Regions from separate parts of the Homo sapiens genome. Here region 1 is linked to region 2. The links are chromatin loops, found by intact Hi-C in ENCODE. Cell type or tissue: psoas muscle. All regions are shown on one strand. Each heading gives the region's core, and the rest is flanking DNA. Links, peaks and the distances in the headings are about the cores only.

The links. A loop is a pair of places that touch in the nucleus more often than their neighbours do. Peaks named below come from ENCODE experiments on the same cell type or tissue, not always from the same donor. Only the 100,000 strongest peaks of a DNase experiment are listed, where the experiment ranks them.
Region 1: it touches region 2 in a loop (2.5-fold over the local background); 3 of 110 quality-filtered maps call a loop at or near these places.

The regions. Positions count from the first base shown.
Region 1 is chr1:13,566,087-13,576,144 of GRCh38, forward strand. No RefSeq gene overlaps it. Among named protein-coding and RNA genes, the nearest start is that of PDPN, 13 kb to the right of the region's middle. In psoas muscle, for the core only: a CTCF peak has its summit at 5,038; no DNase peak of the experiment used is centred there.
Region 2 is chr1:13,461,552-13,471,609 of GRCh38, forward strand. No RefSeq gene overlaps it. Among named protein-coding and RNA genes, the nearest start is that of LRRC38, 47 kb to the right of the region's middle. In psoas muscle, for the core only: a CTCF peak has its summit at 7,953 (motif pointing right); a DNase peak (open chromatin) is centred at 8,040; H3K27ac peaks cover 614 bases.

The DNA of each region.
Region 1 (10,058 bases), core at 3,895-6,394, 100 kb after region 2:
TACCCTACTTTCTGCAACAGGGCTTTACGCAGTCACCCCCACTACTTGGACTGTGCACCAAAAACTTGTCATCCCTACTATCTTCTGTCTAGTCATACTCCTATTCACCATTCTCAACTACTCATAAATGCTCTGCTTTTGTTTACACTGCTGGTTTACACTGTTTCTCCAAGCTATCACACCTGATATCTCCTGGTGCTATCGCCAAACTGCCACTCTTAACTCCCTCTTAGAGTAGATAGATGATCTTTGCTGGCAGGGCACCCTCCAATACTTTCACCCTGATAAAGTCCTATTCCTTAGTTTTATACTCACTCTTATTCTCATTCCCGTTCTTATGCCACCCTCCACCTCTCCCCAGCTACCTCCACCACACTATCATTCTCACTCTTTCCTAGCCATTTCTAGTCCTTCTTTAACAAACAATTGCTTGTTTTGCATTTCTCTTTCCTCCAAAATGGCCGAGGCCCCAACTTACTCACTGCTTAAAAAAAAAAAAAAAAAAAAAAGGGATATTCTCTATATTTTTAAATGAAGAGTGTTTTTTTTTTTTTATCTAAATCAATCTGGCCTGTATATGACAACATAAAAAAACTCAAGGATAGAGCCCAAAAACTCACCAGCCAAGCAAATAATTATGCTGAACCCCCTTGGACACTCTCTAATTGCATGTCCTGGGTCCTCCCAATTCTTAGTCCTTTAATATCTATTTTTCTTCTTCTTTTATTTGGACCTGTGTCTTCTGTTTAGCTTCTCAATTCATACAAAACCGCATCCAGGCCATTACCAATCATTCTATATGACAAATGCTCCTTCTAACAACCCCACAATATTACCCCTTACCCCAAAATCTTTCTTCAGTTTAATCTCTCCCACTCTATGTTCCCACGCCACCCCTAATCCCACTCAAAGCAGCCCTGAGAAACATCGCCCATTATCTCTCCATACCACCCCCCAAAATTTTTGCCACCCCAACATTTCATCATTTTGTTTTGTTTTTCTTAATATAAGAAGATAGGAATATCAGGCCTCTGAGCCCAAGCTAAGCCATCATATCCCCTGTGACCTGCCTGTATACATCCAGATGGCCTGAAGCAACTGAAGATCCACAAACTAAGTGAAAATAGCTTTAACTGATGACATTCCACTATTGTGATTTGTTCCCACCCCACCCTAACGATACAATAGGTTCTTCCCTGCCCTTAAGAAGATACTTTGTAATATTCTCCCCCACCTTGAGAATGTACTTTGTACACCTATCCCAAACCTATAAGAACTAATGATAATCCCACCATCCTTTGCTGACTCCTTTTTTGGACTCAGCCTGCCTGCACCCAGGTGAAATAAAACAGCCTTGTTGCTCACACAAAGCCTGTTTGGTGGTCTCTTCACACGGACGTGTGTGACAGAGCCTTCCAGGACAGGCAAGACACCCCCCGGTTTGAGGGATTGAGGCTTCCAGGACAGGCAAGGCAAGACACCCCCTGGTTTGAGGGATTGAGCCTTCCGGAACAGGCAAGGAGAGACAGCCCTGGTTTGAGGGGTTGAGCCTTCTGCTAATTTCAAGGGTTGAACTTGACACAACCTCCCCAACCTTTCCTTTCTTCTCAGGGGAAGAGACAGTAGCTCCACTCCCACAGGTCCCTACCCTAGGGGAAGAGAGACACAGAGAGGAGAGAGGGAAAGAGAGGCAGAGAGAGACAGGGGAAAAGAGAGTAGCTCCACTCCCGCAGGTCCCTACCATAGGGGAAGAGAAAGAGACACAGGAGAGAGGGAAAGAGAGGCAGAGAGAGAGAGGGGGGAAAGAGAGGCAGAGAGAGAGGGGAAAGAGGCAGAGAGAGAGGGGAAAGAGAGGCAGAGGGGGGAAAGAGGCAGAGAGAGAGAGAGGGGAAAGAGAGGCAGAGGGGGGAAAGAGGCAGAGAGAGAGAGAGGGGAAAGAGAGGCAGAGGGGGGAAAGAGGCAGAGAGAGAGAGAGGGGAAAGAGAGGCAGAGGGGGGAAAGAGGCAGAGAGAGAGAGAGGGGAAAGAGAGGCAGAGGGGGGAAAGAGGCAGAGAGAGAGGGGAAAGAAGCAGAGAGAGAGGGGAAAGAGGCAGAGAGGGCAAAGAGAGGCAGAGAGAGAGGGGAAAGAGGCAGAGGGGGGAAAGAGGCAGAAAGGTGGGGGAAAGAAGCAGAGAGACAAAGAGGGAGTCAGAGCGAGAGAAAGAGAAAGTCAAAGAGAGAAAGAAAAAGAAAAATAGAAGTAGTAAAGAAAAAGTGTACCCTATTTCTTCAAAAGCCAGGGTAAATTTAAAACCTATAGTTGATGATTGAAGGTCTTCTTGACCCTATAACACTCCAATACCACCTCATTGTCAGTGTAAATAAGGGCGTAGCCTGAAAGCACTGAGGCCATTGACAATGCGTAGCCTTCCTATCAAAAATCCTTAACCCAAAGTGGCTGGGTGCGGTGGCTCATGCCTGTAATCCCAGCACTTTGGGAGGCCGAGGCGGGCAGATCACGAGATCAGGAGATCAAGACCATCCTGGCTAACACGGTGAAACCCCGTCTTTACTAAAAATACAAAAAAATTAGCCGGGCATGGCGGCGTAGGCCTGCAGTCCCAGCTACTCAGGAGGCTGAGGCAGGAGAATGGTGTGAACCCGGGAGGCGGAGCTTGCGGTGAGCCGAGATTGCGCCACTGCACTCCAGCCTGGGCGACAGAGCAAGACTCTGTCTCAAAAAAATCCTTAATCCAGTAACCCACGTATGGTCCAAATGCATTCAATCTGTAGCAGCAACTGCTCTGTTAACAGAATAAAGTAGAAAAATAACTTTTAGAGGAAACCTCATTGTGAGCACCTCACCAGTTCAGAACTATCATAAGTCAAAAAGCAAAAAGGTAGCTTACTAACTCAAAAATCTTAAAGTATAGGGCTATTCTGTTGGAAAAAGATGATTTATCATTAACCACTGAAAATTCCCTTAACCCAGCAGGTTTCCTAACAGGGGATTTAAATCTTAATTACCATACAAAGGTCCGACCAGACCTAGGAGGAACACCCTTCAGGGCGGGAAGATAGATGGTTCCTCCCTGGTGATTGAGGAGGGAAAAAAAACCACAATGGGTATTCAGTAATTGATAGGGAAACTCTAGTAGAGGCTGAGTTAGGAAAATTGCCTAATAACTGGTCTGCTCAAACATGGGAGCTGTTTGCATTCAGCCAAGCTTTAAAGTACTTACAGAACCAGGAAAGAACCATCTATACCAATTCTAAGTTAATTTAGACTAAACAAGGTCTTATTAACAGCAAAGGATAATTGAAATCCCAAACTTAAAAGGTTTTCAACAAAAGTAAAGTTTGCTAACAGTTAACAGTGTAACGTGTATTATCCTAACTTCTAAACTTATGGCCTTAGGCAGTCTAGTCCACAGACATGAAGGAAGTTCGCATTAGAAAAGAATGGTTATCTTCAGGAAAATTAAAAAAGAAAAAGAAAAAAAGGGGGGGATAATTAATGTAAAAAGAATGTTATATGGTAAATTCTTGTTCTAAAATAAATTAACTGGTTTTTTTTTTTTTAAAAAAAAAGATGTTTGCGACAAGTCAAAGTTGAGACATGTCGAAAAATTATCTGTAAAAGTCATGGGGGAAAAAAAGGTTATAAGAGGAAATTTATGCAAGAAATGTCATATAATTTAAAAGTAATTAGGCCTCCTAAATATAAAACTATTGAAGAAACAGTTTATGTGCAAGGTGTGTAAGGAAAGTAAAATATACTTTTGGTAAAAAGATTATAAGGAAGCATAAGAATATGAATTTTTACCTACATTAAAAGGTTAAAAAATATATTTTGTTTTAAAAGTTTAAGCAAGTTTTAAAACGTTAATTGTAAAGGAAATTCTGTGTGTAAACATATTAGCTAAAGTTAAAGAGGTATCCAGTTTTTCTGTGAACTGGACATTAAAATAAAAGCACAACAGGTTTTTTTAAAGCACTAATCTGCTCTTTAACAAAAATTATAAAAAAGGTTAAAAAGAGTCTATAAAAATCTTACCTTATGGTCAGACATTAAAAATTGGATAAATATGTCTACAAGGTTGTATTAAAATTAAGTTTAACATTAATAACACACTAATATAAAGGTAAAATTTAGCTTATCTGGTATAAAATCATACAGAAAGCACTGTTAAATATAAAATGGTGTTTGGCTTTCTTTGGTCTAAAAACTAATAAAAATAGGTGCTAAAGGAAATTTCTCAGTAAGAAGGCACCAAAGACTACAAAAGCCACTGTTGATGTCCCCACATTTAAAACAAAAGGTCAATTTCTTAAAAATTATATGCTTGGTTTGTCTTCCACTTTCCTTTCCCTCAAAACTAAGTCTTTTAGCACGGGTACCACCCCTAGAATTTCCAGTAAACCAGCACCAGCCTGAAGATCACCTTCTCATCAAAGGGTGGAAAGAAGAAAAACTCGAGCCAGCCTGGGAAGGACCCTACCTTGTGCCGCTAACCACCAAGACTGCTGTTCACACAGTGAAAAAGGGATGGACTCATCACACCCGAGTCAAAGCTCCACCCCCTCCAGAGTCGTGTGCCACAGTCCCAGGGGAAACCCCTACCAAACTGAAGCTAAAAAAAATATAACTCTTTCATCTATTCTATTATTCTTTCTTCTTTCCTTGCTCTATTGCTGACCATCTAGTTATTAACGTAACCGAGTCAATTTTGCCTCAAACTATTGCATTTAATGCTTGCCTTGTTATACCCTATGGGGACTTGCCAAGTCAAAAACAGCTCTCTACTTCAGAAAAGTACCTCTGTCCCTCCTGACTCTCCTCAGACTGGGCATTAGTAAATTGGAACCATTTAATCCGGGGAGATTTCAATAAAGACCCTAGTGTCAACCAGGAGTCTTGCCCCCGATGTAAAGCTTTTATGCCGTAGTTGGTCCAATGTTCTGTGGACCACTAAAGAGCAAGGATAGACTGCCCCAATCAGTTTTTGTAATTTCCTAAAACCATGCATTCATTTCACTAAAGGGACAGCACCCCCTAACTGTCAGCTAAAGCAGTGCAACCCTATACAGGCTATTTCAAGTCCCCAAAGTTCTCCCCTTTTCTAAGCCGGTTCCCTTCTTTAAGCCAGTTTTATGGTGTGGGGGCTGAGTTTTCAAGGACAGACCCTATTGGATTCTTTAAAATGCGTTTCTTTGATTCCCCTGCTGCCTGCACCTGCCTCTAAGCCTTCTTCCAAAATCTCTCCCAACAGAACCATTGTTCCTCCTCCATCTAAAGACAAGACCAAGATAGCGATGGTAAAAGTTAAAGACTTAAAACAAACTTTGGCAATTGAGACAGGATACCAAGATGTAAATGCCTGGTTGGAATGGATCAAATATTCCGTCCACGCGTTAAACAAAAGCAATTGTTATGCTTGTGCGCACGGCAGGCCAGAGGCCCAGATTGTCCCCTTTCAACTAAGGTAGTCCTCCAGTCGACCAGGCATACGCTGCATGGTAGCTCTTTTCCAGGATTCTACAGCCTGGAGTAATAAGTCATGCCAAGCTCTCTCTCTGCTATATCCCGAAATCTGGCACCCTGCAGGTCAGCCCCTAAGGGCCATCCAGCCTCCATCACCCAACACTAAGTTCGCTTCATGTCTCTCACGACAGGGAGGAAACTTAGCGTTCCTTGGAGACCTGAAAGAATGCAGTGAGGTTAAGAATTTTCAAGAGCTTATCAATCAGTCAGCCCTTGTTCATCCCGGCAGACGTGTCGTGATATTATGGTGGACCTTTACTGGACACTCTGCCAAATAACTGGAGTGGCACTCGTGCTTTAGTCCAGTTGGCTATCCCTTTCACCCTGGCATTTCATCAACCAGAGGAAGGAAAAATAAGACATCGTAAAGTGAGAGAAGCCCCTTGTAGGTCTTTCAACTCTCACGTCCATTTAGACACAATTAAAGTCCCATGGGGAATACCAGATCGATTTAAAGTCCAAAATCAAATAGCTGCAGGATTTAAGTCAATATGTTGGTGGGTGACAATTAATAAAAATGTACATTGGATAAACTACATCTATTACAACCAACAGCGATTTATTAACTACACTAGAGATGCTGTTAAAGGAATAGCTGAGCAATTAGGGGCCACTAGCCAGATGGGTTGGGAAAATAGGATAGCCCTAGACATGATATTAGCAGAAAGCGGAGGAGTTTGCATCATAATTAAAACTCAATGTTACACCTTCATCCAAAACAACACCGCCCCTAATAAAAGTATAACAAAAGGATTGCAAGGTCTGACTGCTCTGTCCAATGAGTTAGCCAGCAATTCAGGGGTAAATGACCTCTTTACAGGATGGCTAAAAAAAGGTACTTCGGTAAACGGAAAGGAATAATAGCCTCAATTCTTACTTCCCTCGCGTCCGTAATAGGTGTACTTATTCTTGAAGGGTGCTGTGTCATACCATGCATCCGTAATTAAATGCAGAGGCTCATAAAAATGGCACTTACTAAAACCTCCCTTAACTATCTTCCACCTTATCCAGAGAAGCTTCTTCTTTTAGAAAATCAAGCAAAACAACTAAGCCAAGACATGTTAAAAAAAAAGTTTGAAAAGAAAGCTGTAAGGAAATACAAGGGGAGGGATTGTTAGATATGAGTTCTAAATTTCTTTTCAAAAAATCGATATGTCAGTATGTTCAATTCTTTGCCTTCTACTTTTAAACTTCCTCATAAAGCAACCTTTTTCAATTACCTGCTCCACCCTGACTCATTCTGATCACCTGCTCCACCCTAACTCATTCCAATTATCTGCTACCTGCTCTGCCCTGACTCCCTCCAAAGCACTCACCCCGTCATTCTCTTTAAATTAGCCAATCGGAATTAGTTTAGCCTGTGCAGTCTAACCCTAGCCAATAGGGGAAGGACACAGCAGCAGGGGCCATGTGTGTCAGGAATAAGAACCCCTTCCCCTCCCTTGTCCAAGTGTGCACTCACCATTGTTCCATCTGTAAAGGCACACCGTTCTATAGAGAAGTAACTTGCCTTGCTGAGAATTAAAAAGAAAATTTTATATTTGAGTGCTATTTCTTTTGAGGCACCGAAACTTCATATATAACAAGATTAACAACAATAATAAAATAGAACCATTAACATACCAGCATCACTACTTTTGCGCTTTGGGGGCAATTATTAAGTAAAATAAGGCTGGAACACAAGCACTGCGATACCACGACTGTCAATCTGATCACCTAAGATGGCTACAAAGTGACTAAAAGGCAGATAGCATTGACAACGTGAATACGCTGGACAAAGGGGTGACCCTTGAGTCCTGAGACTCAAAGACTTTGGTGTGCTGAGAGAAAGGGAGCACAACAGCTCAAGATTTCATCTGCTACTCAGAAAGGTGCACGACTTAAAACTTATGAGTTGTTTATTTCTGAAATTTTCTATTTTATGTATATGCATTTCTTTTTAATTAAGACAGTCTCACTCTGTCACCCAGGCTGGAGTGTAGTGGTAGTGGTGCAGCCTCCACCTTCTGGACTCAAGGTATTCTCCTACCTCAGCCTCCCAAGTAGCTGGGACTACAAGCATGCACTACCACACCTGGCTAATTTTTTTTTTTTTTTTTGTATTTTTGGTGGAGACAGGGCTTTGCCATGTTGCCCAGGCTGGTCTGGACCTCCTGAGTTCAAGCTATGTGTCCACCTCCGCCTCCCAAAGTGCTGGGATTGCAGGCTTGAGCCACTGCGCCCAGCCCTACATTTGATATTTTCAAACCACAGTTGACTACAAGTAACTGAAACCTTGGAAAGCACAAGCGTGGATAAGTGAGGACCACTAAATCACCAGGACTTATTAGATGACTACACGTTTACCTATTATTCTTTCACTAAGAGGTCCTTAGGTTAACTGGATATACTCAGAAAATGGGAAAATAAAGACATTTCTAATCTCAAGAGAACTTTGCCAATGCATTTAAATAAATTGACTTTATCTTATCACATGCTTTATATTTATTTTCTTTCTTTCTTTTTTCTTTTTTCTTTTTTTATTTTGAGATGGAGTTTCGTTCTTGTTGCCCAGGCTGGAGTGCAATGGCACGATCTCGGCTCACTGCAACCTCTGCCTCCTGGGTTCAAGTGATTCTCCTGCCTCAGCCTCCTGAGTAGCTGGGATTACAGGCATGCGCCACCACGCCTAATTTTGTATTTTTAGTAGAGATAGGTTTTCTCCATGTTGGTCAGGCTGGTCTTGAACTCCTGACCTCAGGTGATCTGCCCGCCCTGGCCTCCCAAAGTGCTGGGATTACAGGTGTGAACCACCGCCCCCCACCCTCCCCGCCCTTTTTATATGTGTTTTAGATACGACGTCTCAGTATGTTGCCCAGGCTGGTCTCAAACTCTTGGCGTCCACCAACCCTTTCATCTCAGCCTTCCAAGTAGCTAGGATTACAGGTGTGAGTCATGGTACCTAATTTACATTTATTTTTATTTATTTATTTATTTATTTATTTATTTATTTATTTATTTTTGAAACGGAGTCTTGCTCTGTCACCCAGGCTGGAGTGCAGTGTGGCGCGATCTCGGCTCTGCTCACTGCAAGCTCCGCCTCCCGGGTTCACGCCATTCTCCTGACTCAGCGTCCGGAGTACCTGGAACCACAGGCGCCCGCCACCACGCCCGGCTAATTTTTTTTGTATTTTTAGTAGAGACGGGGTTTCATCGTGTTAGCCAGGATGGTGTCCATCTCCTGACCTCGTGATCTGCCTGCCTTGGCCTCCCAAAGTGCTGGGATTACAGGCGTGAGCCACCGCGCCCGGCCCCTAATTTACTTTTATTTTTTAAAAACCCATAGAGCTGCAAATTTTACTCATTGAATTAATGGCAAATCTCTCCCATGACACATAATTGTCAAAGCCAGTCTTTATCAAACCATATTTCTTTCTGTCAAGAGTCTAACTTTATTTTCAATTCAAAATAACTTTATTATTATTTGAGGCAAGGTCTCCTCTGTCGCCCAGGTTGAGTGCAGTGGCTTCGTCTCAGCTCACTGCAACCTCTATCTCTTAGGCTCAAGCAATTCTCCCACCTCAGCCTCCCGAGTAGCTGGGACTACAGGTGTGCACCACCATGCTTGACTACTTTTGCATTTTTTGTGGAGACAGGGTCTCACTATGTTGCCCAGGCTGGTCCCAAACTCCTGGGTTCAAGTGATCCTCTTGCCTCAGCCTCCCAAAGTGTTGGGATTTCAGGCATGAACCACAGTGTCCAGCCCAAGATAACTTATTATACACCTTCTTGAGAATTCTAACAGCATCTGAATTCTAATTCTAACATGGATACATGGATAAGGAAGGGAGCCTCGGCCATGAGCCTGTCTCCTGTTTGAAGTGGTTGCTGCAGACTCCACGGTTTCTTGTCATTCTGCCTTCGCTTCGGTCTTTCAGGCTCTCCCTTGGCAGCAACACATCTGAGTCAAGAGCCAGCCTTTGGAAGAGGTCAAGTCATAAAATTAAAATTGTCATCACTCTCGCCGTCTGAATTCAGAATAACCCAATGTGGGTCAAAATATCCCAATTCTAAAGCTGGATTTCACACTTAACAGAATATCCACACGTGAGGAAAAGACAGAACGCTCTCCTGCTGCCCACCATAGGGTACTCTGCTTAAGGGAGGCTGCGCATACACCGGTATTTCAAATTGTCCCTTAAATGCCCTTAGAAGGTTTTTAGCATCCCTTAGGCAATGCACTATTCTAGGATTAAGGAGGACTGAGAAGTTTGTCTTTTTTTTTTTCTTTTTGAGATGGAGTCTCTCTCTGTCGCCCAGGTTGGAGTATGGAAGCACTATCTCGGCTCACTGCAACCTCCACCTCCCAGGTTCAAGCGATTCTCCTGCCTCAGCTTCCCGTGCAGCTGGAATTACAGGCATGCACCACTACACCCGGCTAATTTTGTATTTTTAGTAGAGACAGGGTTTCACCATGTTGTTCAGGCTGGTCTCGAACTCTTGACCTCACGTGATCTGCCCACCTCGGCCGCCCAAAGTGCTGGGATTACAGGCG
Region 2 (10,058 bases), core at 7,012-9,511:
TGCACTTCAGCCTGGGTGACAGAGTGAGACCCTGTCTCAAAAATAAAAATAAATGTATACAAATGTTCACAGCAGCATTATTCACAAACCAAAGAGCAGAAACAATCCAAACGCCCATCAGCTAATGAATGGGCAATCAAAATGGAGTCTATCCACACAGTGGAATATTATTCAGCCATAAGAAGGTAGTGCTGGCCGGGTGCAGTGGTTCACGCCTGTAATCCCAGCACTTTGGGAGGTCGAGGTGGGCAGATGGTTTGAGCCCAGGAGTTCAAGACCAGCCTTGGCAACACGGTGAAACCCCTTTCCTACCAAAAATGCAAAAATTAGCCAGTGTTATAACCCAGTCTCAAAGTAAATAAAAATTTAAAAATAAATTTTTGTTAAAAGGAAGTACTGATCCATGCTGCAACATGGATGAAGCTTGAAAATGTGGTGCTCAGGGAAAGACGCCAGACACCCAAGGCCATGCACTGTATGATTCCATTCATAGATGTCCAGGATAGGCAAGTCCACAGACACAGTGGTTGCCATAGATTAGTGGCTGTCAGAGGCTGGGGTAAGGGGGGAATGGAGGTGACCACTAATGGGTAGGAGTTTCTTTCTGAGGTGATGAAATGTTCTGGAATCAGACAGTGGTGATGGTTGCACAACCTTGTGAATACAAAGAACCACTGATTGTACACTTTAAAAGGACGAACTTTATGGTATGTGAATCATAACTAGATTTGGGTTTGTTTTAGTCTTCCTAGTGCTCCAAAGGAATGGTTTTTGTTTGGTTGGTTGGTTGGTTGAGACACTGTCTTGCTCCATTGCCCAGGCTGGTGTGCAGTGGCACGATCACAGTTCATTGCAGCCTCAACCTCCTGGGCTCAAGCCATCCTCCCACCTTACCCTCCCAAATAGCTGGGACTACAGGCGCATGCCACCATACCCAGCTAATTTTGGTATTTTTTGTAAAGGTGGGGTTTTGCCATGTTACCCAGGCTGGTCTCAAACTCCTGAGCTCAAGCAATCCACCCAGCTCAGCCTCCCAAAGTGCTGGGATTACGCGTGTGACACATCACACCCAGCCTAACTCTGTTTTTAAATGGGGGCTCGGGGAAGGCGTCAGCAGCACCATCGTGGAGGCTGGGACAGCCCCAAAGCAGCCCCTTAGGGAGAAGGCAGGGCAGGCTGAGAGCCAGCTGGGTAGAGCTGATTGGGAAGAGGGAAGGAGGCTGGATGGGTTGGGAGCAGCTCCATTGAGGTCAAAGACTCTTGACACCTCGGTGAGAGGCAGTCACTGGGGATAAAAAGGGCTGGGACGGCCTTGCGCCGCCAGGGTGGACCAAAGACCTCCCCCCCTTTCCGACTCCAGCCTGTCCAAGCCTCTTTTGGCTTCTCCCTTATTCTCTGCTTGGAACATTCTTGCCTGCCCTGCCTCTGTGCCTCATACTCACCCACGAAGCCGGGCTAACTCCTGCTCAGCTTTCCAGCTTCAGACATAATGCCCCTCCCACAGCACCAAAGAGAAACAAAGCCAAGTGCGAGTTAAAGCAGTGAAAACAGATGATATCCAAACAGTCGCCGAAAGGGCCGAGCTCCATCCTGATTTGTGCAGAGGGGACCGGGTGTCCTGAAGGCAGAGGGAGGGAGGGAAAGACAGGCTTAGCAGAGCCTAGAAGCAAAAAAATCACAAAAGGTTGGTTGGTGTGAATGTGACGAGACCAGTGTCTTCAGGCTTGCAATGACTAAAGTCAGGATTCTAATTCCTACAGAGTCTGGGAATTGGAGGTCCCATCCTTCCTGATTACATTTCAAGGAATGGCTGTAAGTCCTGGAGAAAGACACTTCTGAGTTGCAGGAGATACAAATGTATCTCAAAGGGACAGAAGAAGAGTTTCCTATAAGCCCCTTTCAGTAAATGCTCTAAGAAAGGGAGGCCAGGGTCCTATGTCAGTTGTTGGACTGGCAGCCCTGGGCTTTCCTAGGCAGGCATCTCAAGTGGGTGCTGGCGTCGTCATGCTAGAGTCCAGCCATCTCTGAGTGCAGGTGTTTGGACGGAATCGTTATGTGCCAAGAGTTCTGCAGTTCTTGCCAGGGACCCTTTTCCTGACCCCTGACCCTGAGATGGTCCCAGTTCTAGGCTCCCCAGGCAGCCCGTGTTTCCTATTGAAACTCATTACATTTGTTGCAAACCCTTGTTTGTTTGTCTTCTCTGAAAGAAAGCTGCTTGTGGTTAGAGACTGTGTGTCCTGTTTGCTGCTCTGTGACCACTCCCTTGCACGGGTTAATACTTAATAAATCACGAATGAATGAATGAATGAGTCTCAAGTCAGAAGCATCTAGGATAAGGAGGATTTAGTCAGGACAAACGGGGGAAATGGGGGAAAAGTGCAGACTCAAATAACATGGGTGCATATTACACCCTCCCTTGAAGCACTGGAGGGCTGGGAACAGGTACCATGGGCATCAGGTGATGGTTTGAGGGTCGATGGGAGCTGTGGGGTTTTTGTTTTGTTTTGTTTTTTTGAGACAGTCTCACTCTGTTGCCCAGGCTGGAGTACAGCGAGGCAATCTTGGCTCACTGCAATCTCCATCTCCTGGGTTCAGGCAATTCTCCTGTCTCAACCTCCCGAGCGGCACGATGGCGGCTCACTGTAGCCTCCGCCTCCTGGGTTTAAGCGATTCTCCTGCCTCAGCCTCCCAAGTAGCTGGGATTACAGGTGCCTGCCACCATGCCCAGCTAATTTTTATATTTTTAGTAGAGACAGGGTTTCACCATGTTGGCCAGGCTGGTCTCGAACTCCCAACCTCAAGTAATCCACCCGCCTCGGCCTCCCAAAGTGCTGGGATTACAGGCGTGAGCCACCGCACCTGGTAGTGGAAGCTATAGGTTTTTATGCCATGCTTGAACTTCTGCACCGTGGACTGGGTTGCTCCATGCTGGCCCTTCCTTGGATGTAAGAATCAGAGAGGGGACCCCAAAACAACAGAAGTGGTTAATTCCGCACCGCACAGCTGACATGGTGCATCCCCCTCCCTCCCTCTCCTGCTCTCACACTTGTTTCCCCCATCAGGCAATCAGTCACCAGAAGATTCAGGATTAGTGAAAGAATAAGCTCTTCGAGGGAACCCATCAGAATGACAGTCATGGCTCAGAATCTGAGACAGAACAGATCTTTGGGAAATTGAATAACCCACACCACGTACCACCTCCTTCCTCCAGGGACAGGTGGTGGACAAGGACAGATGAAGGACATCCCCTTCCCGCTGTCCCTGGGTTTTAAGCCCTTTTGGCACAGAAAGCCTGTCCAAGTAATTAACAGAAGTAATTAGAGGTCAGATGGTCACAAATGGAAATCACTCAGTGCCCAGCCACCGATGCCAAGGCTGGCAGTGCCAAGGAGGCAGGAGGGCTCAGAGAGGAGAGGGCGGCCTGACCAGACATGGTGATCCAACTGAGGGGCTTATTCTCCCGGCCTCTCACAGGAAAGGCAGGGTGTGAAGTCTGGGGGTTTGCGTCTGTAATCAGCAGCCTGAGGTACAACAGGAATAGGCAACTGCTAAGAAAGGAAACACCACAAACAGCTCCTGCTGTTACTACAGCCTTGGGTTCAGAACTGTGCCCTCAGCAAGATGAAAAAGAGGAATTTGTCTTTAATGAACTCAGTGTGAGTCTTGTAAATCCTTCCTTGGTCATATTTCTTACACATTATGTGTGGCTTTCACATCTTTGGAAAGGATAGGACATTTATGACCCACCTATCTACCCATTCACCCATCCATCTACCCACCCACTCATCCACCCACCCACCCATCCACAGCTCAGCCACCTATCCATCCATCCATTCATCCACGCACCCATCATCCACTTCACAAATATTAATCAGGCTCCTGCCAAGCTCAAGGCAGGTCTAGGCTCTGGGCATACAGGGTAAGCAAGACAGGCATGGACTTTCCTCTTGAGGTTTATAATCTAGCAGAGGAAAACAGTATACAAGCAAGCAATCAAAACCCACGAAGCCCACTCAGTTGTGAATGCTGTAAAGACAAACAGGGTGACAATGCATTAGAGGGTGTATTAGTCAGGGTTCTCCAGAGAAACAGAACCAATTGGATAGATAGGTAAATAGATGATGATGATAGATAGATAGATAGATAGATAGATAGATAGATAGATAGATGATAGATAGATAGATAATAGATGATAGACAATAGATAGATGATAGACAATAGTTAGATGATAGATAATAGATGATGGATGGATGGATACATAGATAATAGATGATGGATTGACAGATAGATAATAGATGATAGAATGATTATAGATAAATAATAGATGACTGACAGATGGGTGGATAGATAGAGAGAAAGAGAGAGAGAGATTTTTAGGAGAACTGGCTCATGGGACTAAAGAGGCTGAGGAGTCCCACAGTAGGCTGTTTTCAGGCTGGAGAGCCAGGCAAGCTGATACTGTGGCTCAGGCCAAGTTCAAAGGCCTGAGAACCTGAGGGTCGCTGGTGCAAGTCCTGGAGTCCAAAGACCAGAGACCTGGAGTTCTGATATCCAAGAGTAGGATAAGAAGGCATCCTAGCGGCCGGGCGCAGTGGCTCATGCCTGTAATCCCAGCACTTTGGGAGGCCAAGACAGGTGGATCACGAGGTCAGGAGATCGAGACCATCCTGGCTAACACGGTGAAACCCCGTCTCTACTAAAAAATACAAAAAATTAGCCGGGCGTGGTGGCGGGCGCCTGTAGTCCCAGCTACTTGGGAGGCTGAGGCAGGAGAATGGCGTGAACCCAGGAGGTAGAGCTTGCAGTGAGCCGAGATCTCGCCACTGCAGTCCAGCCTGGGCGACAGAGTGAGACTCTGTCTCAGAAAAAAAGAAAGCATCTTAGCTCCAGAAGCCAGAGGGAGGAGTGAATTTGCCTTTTCTCTGCCTTTTTGTTCTGTCCCAGCCCTCAATCGATCGGATGGTGCCTGCCCACATTGGGTGAGGGCTGATCTTCCTTACTCAGCCCACTCACTCAAATCCCAGTCTCTCTGGAAACACCCACAGGCACACCCAGAAGTAATGCTTGACCAGCTACCAGGGTATCCCTTAATCCAGCCAAGCTGACACCTAAAATTAACCATTATAGACAGTGGCAACAAATGAGGGTTTCTTTGGCTGGGATGGGCAGGGAAGGCCTCTCCGAGCCAAGACAGTGATCTGGAGGCCTAGAAGGAGCAAAGATCTCAGGGGAAAGCATCCCAGGCAAGGGGACAGCCAGGTGCAAGGACCCTCTGGCTGGAGCAAGCTAGGCCTGGGTCAGAAACCGAAGGAGGACCAAGGGGCTGAAGGACATGAGTTATGGGGACAGGGACAGGGCAGGCTGGCAAAGTCTGGGACCTCTCACGACAGCACTACAGAACCTAAGGGCCAGCTGGGTGGGCAGCGGGCCCAGCTCAGCTGCCCCCTAAATACTCAGGTAGAATGTGAATACTCTGATATTCAGTTCGAATATTTTGTTACTCTGCTATTCTAATACTTGGGTAACACTACTTCCAAATATTCTATTATAACCACTTCAATAGTTGTGGGTTTCTGAAAAGATCAACTGCAATAAACTCTAGTTTGGGCCCTAGCTTGGGCTCTGCCATGCCTCCTCAACCCACCTTGGACTTAACTTCCTTAAGGCAGGCCACACGGTATGGTCCTCTGCAGGTTAGGAGCTGCGTCCGTGTTCCTCAGTTCATGCTACAATCGAGGGTTCCTGTCTGCCAAGCCTGCATCAAGGCTTGGTATTTACTGATGAGTGACACCCATTAGTCATGACCTCATGGAGCTTACAGTCTAGGGCATCTCTGGGGACAGAGGATTCCATGGGGAGGAGGGGAGATGACCCACGGGGCCCCAGGCCCTGAATTTCTCACCGTTTCACGCAGCAGCTCCTAAGGGTGTGTGGAGTCCACGGCTTTCTGGTCACCAGCAGCAAGAACCCCGCAGCTTCCCTGGTGATCAGGAAGGAGCAGAGGTGCAGGCTCACAGCCATGTACTGTCCCACCTGAGCCTGATCTGGAGTTAGGAAGCTGGCCAGCTGCTGTGGCTTCAGGACCTTCCCTGCCCCAGGGAACCTAATTTCTTACATTAATTAACCTGAGTGGAGGAGGCCGATGAAAGGGAGGTTTTGATGTACAGATAAGAGACTGGAGAGATGGGGAAACTGGGGCGATAGGAGGAAATCTGGCCCTGAGGTTGGCCTAGGGAGTAGGTCTGACCTCGCAGAGGGGACACTGTCCCTGTTTCCAGAAGAAACACTGTGGTCCTGTGGGGTGAGTACGAGCCAAAAGGAAGCTCATTCTATGAGGGCACCTCCGGGATTGGCAGTTTGGGATTAAACACCTGGGCAGGGGCCAGGTGCAGTGGCTCACGCCTGTAATCCCAGCACTTTGGGAGGCCAAGGCAGGTGGATCACCTGAGGTCAAGAGTTTGAGAGCAGCCTGGCCAACATGGTGAAACCCTGTCTACTAAAAATATAAAACTAGCCAGGCGTAATGGTGCATGCCTGTAATCCCAGCTACTGGGGAGGCTGAGGCAGGAGAATCACTTGAACCTGGGAGGCAGAGGTTGCAGTGAGCCAAGATCATGCCTTTGCACTGCAGCCTGGGTGACAGAGCGAGACTCGGTCTCAAAAATAAATAAATAAACACCTGGACAGGGTGGACAGTTTGAGGAAGGGGACCCCAAGAGGGCTGGTGGAGGCCATACTGCCCCAGGGTAAGGGTGGGCCCTCAGCAGATACCCTGGACACTCCGTGGTCGCGAGTTAGGCTTCGCTTCAAACCCAAGAAAGCCTCCCCATCCCCAGAAGTCCTTAGTGCCCACGGGCTGGAGCACAGAGCATGGGAAGGCGCACTTTCACTGGGGTGAAATCTTGCATTCAGGTGGTGGGATGACCAGGACAGCATAATTTGGATATTCATGTGGCCTCATTTGTACGCCCAGGTGAGTGGACTCTGGGGATGTGTGGGTCACATGTGACAAGCCGCCTCTGACATTTATGCAGATTCTCAAGCACTGAAGTGCAGCTGGGTCATTAAGTCAACAGCAGGGGGGCCTGGGGACTAATTATGAAACAGTAAAAATGAGAACTAAGGTCTTCAGGCTGCCGGCTGTCCATTCTGTTATCTGACGCTGGGATTTGGGCTCTGATGCTAGGGTCCTCTTGCCACCGCATCCTCTTCCATGCACCTGTGAATTCTCAAGGAGGCACCACCAGGATTCTGAAGGAGGAGAGAAGGGAACCCACGTTTGCGGGGAAGTCCCTCTCGTTACCTCATTGTGCTCTCACTGACTGCCGAGAAGTCAGTGTGACTGTTTCCCAGAGGAGGACCTGTGGCCCTAAGAGAATCCATAGCATGTCCAAGGCCACTCGGCTATAAGGACAGAGGGGACGCTCCATTGAAGGGCTCTGTTGGAGACCAGTTAACAGGCGATTGCTTCCTGCTGTAATTATTCACAATCAGAGACTCAGATAGGGATGAGAGCTCTGTGCTGAGTGTCAAACTCTGAGAGAATGATTCTCGGAAAACCAACTCCCAGCTTGGGTTCCAATGGAACTACAGAGAGCAATGACTACTGGTCCTGAATGTGGGTATAAAGTTTTACCCTAAAAGTACCTTGTATTTTTTTCCAAGGCCAAAATATAACAACTCATTTGCACCCTGGAAAGGTATGTTTATTTAAAAAAAAAGATTGCATTTGCAAACAGTAGAGAACACTGCTCTTTTTTATTTAAAAAAATCTTTACCATGGAAAAACAATAAAGTTTGCGTGTGTGTTTATTGGTCTGGGGACTTAAAGAACAAAGATACCTTGTGGATTGCAGACAAATGAAACCCACAGAGGTTTGCTTTGGGTAGGTTTCACCATACAGGTGTTTCAATAGACCACTTTGCAAATAATAAATTACTTAACACTCAAGGCCGCTAGAGGCCACTAAAAAGGAGTTTATGGCCAAGGCACAGGGCTGGTGGCTGGCTCAGTGAGCGGTGGCAGGATATTAATGAGACTCAGAGCCTGGACGTGCTCTGGATCCAGTTAAATGTAATAGAGTTGGAAAACCACCTGCCCCCAGCCACTGACGGCACCTAGGATTCATGCCTGTAACTTTGACCATCTGAGCCTGTAGGGACATTGGGGAGGAGGGGGAGGGTGAGAGGAGGCAGTGGCAACAGCAGCATGGATGTTCCATGCAAACCCTTCTCTGTCACCAGGGAAAGCAGTCTGAGCACATGAATTTCTTAGCCTCTCTTCCAGGATGAAGCCTAGTTTGAACCAGCACTGCCAGGTTGAAGTGTTACTGCATCCTGCAGCCAGAGCCAGGGCATGTGGCCACCCCCTTGGTCCCTGCTGTGGTACCCAGAGTCACTTGGAACATGTGTGAAGCCAGGATGAGGGTGCATATACCCTCCAGATGCTGATATCTAAATATTTACAAGTCACAAATACAGAGAAACTGTTTTTTTTTTGTTATTGTTGTTGTTGTTTTGAGAAGGAGTCTCGCTCTGTCGCCCAGGCTGGAGTGCAGTAGCGTGATCTCGGCTCAAAGTTCTGCCTCCCGGGTTCACGCCATTCTCCTGCCTCAGCCTCCCAAGTAGCTGGGATTATAGGCATGCACCACCACGCCTAGCAAATTTTGTATTTTTAGTAGAGATGGGGTTTCTCCATGTTGGTCAGGCTGGTCTCAACTCCTGATCTCAGGTGATCTGCCCACCTCAGCCTCCCAAAGTGCTGGGATTACAGGTGTGAGCCACCGCACCCGGCCAACAAAAGTACCTTCTTAATGACTTCGAAGACTAGGTTTAAATGGTAAATTATTAAATTCTTGGAAATCTGCCACAGAATATGGCATTGTGGGGACAGCTGAGCTGATTGAAACCTGCTCCCTTTCTCTTCCCACTCCCAGCTCCATCCTGCACCTTAGGGGTCTATGCACACCTGTGTGGACATCCCACCCTCACATCCAACCTCTATTCACATTCCCCACCACCATCCTGTGTGGCCACTCAGCCTGCTCTAAAGCAGGGATGCTGGGAAGATGCCCACATCCAAGCTTGGAATCGTTTTTGCCAGAAATTGGGGGCCCTAAGTACCCAAAAAATGTTCTAGAAGGGGACATGTTCTGGATGGCCATGGACTCCTTGCTCCCTGGGGAAGAGCACAGCTGGAGGAGGACTGGAGCAAGGCCCCCTAAAGCACTGGACCCAAGATAATGCCCCTCTTGCCCAGGTCCAAGGGCTGTACTAGTGGTACCCGCTGTCATCACAGCATTCATTACTGATGAATTTGATTGTGAAGCTGGAATCCTCTAGTCATAAGGTCTTGAGAGCAAGACAGTAAGACATTTTGGTGGCTTTGACTCTTCACTGGGGGGAATCTGAGATGTTGGATTTGAGGCTTGGAATAAACTCATCTTGGGTGCATATGGCAACTGCAGGCTGCTTTTCCAGAAGCTCAGCATGCAGCCTCAAGAAATGTGTCCCTCCACGCTGTTCTTGCCAGGCCTGCACCTGCTGACCTAAGAAGGGAATGCAGGTGGCTAAGAGAGGCAGTGAATGCAGGGGTCAGAGCACCTGTGGCCAACTCCCGCTCCATCACTGACAGGCTGTGTCCCCCTGGCAAGTTACTCCCAGACCCAAACCAGCTCTCTCAATGGCAAAATGGAAGTGATGGAATTGTAAAGACTAGGTAATAATGGTACCTGCCTCATACAGTTTGAGTGGCTTACAGGAGGAAATCCGCATAAGGGCTTGGTCTAGCATCTCATACAGAGAATGCCTCTAATACACATGAACTATGAGCAGAACCAAGAGCACAGGCTTTAGAGTCCAATAGCCACAAGTCTTTTTGGGGTCAGTTGCTTCCTGTAATCTACCTACTTTCTCTGAGCGTCAGCTTCCTCATCTACAAAACTGGCACGATAGTGGCTCTTACCTGGAGCTGTAAGGATGCCTACATAGACCTCAGGTTTGTGGGGTAGCTAATGTGGCAAACCATTTGTTTGTTCTTTCAACCAATACCTATGCTG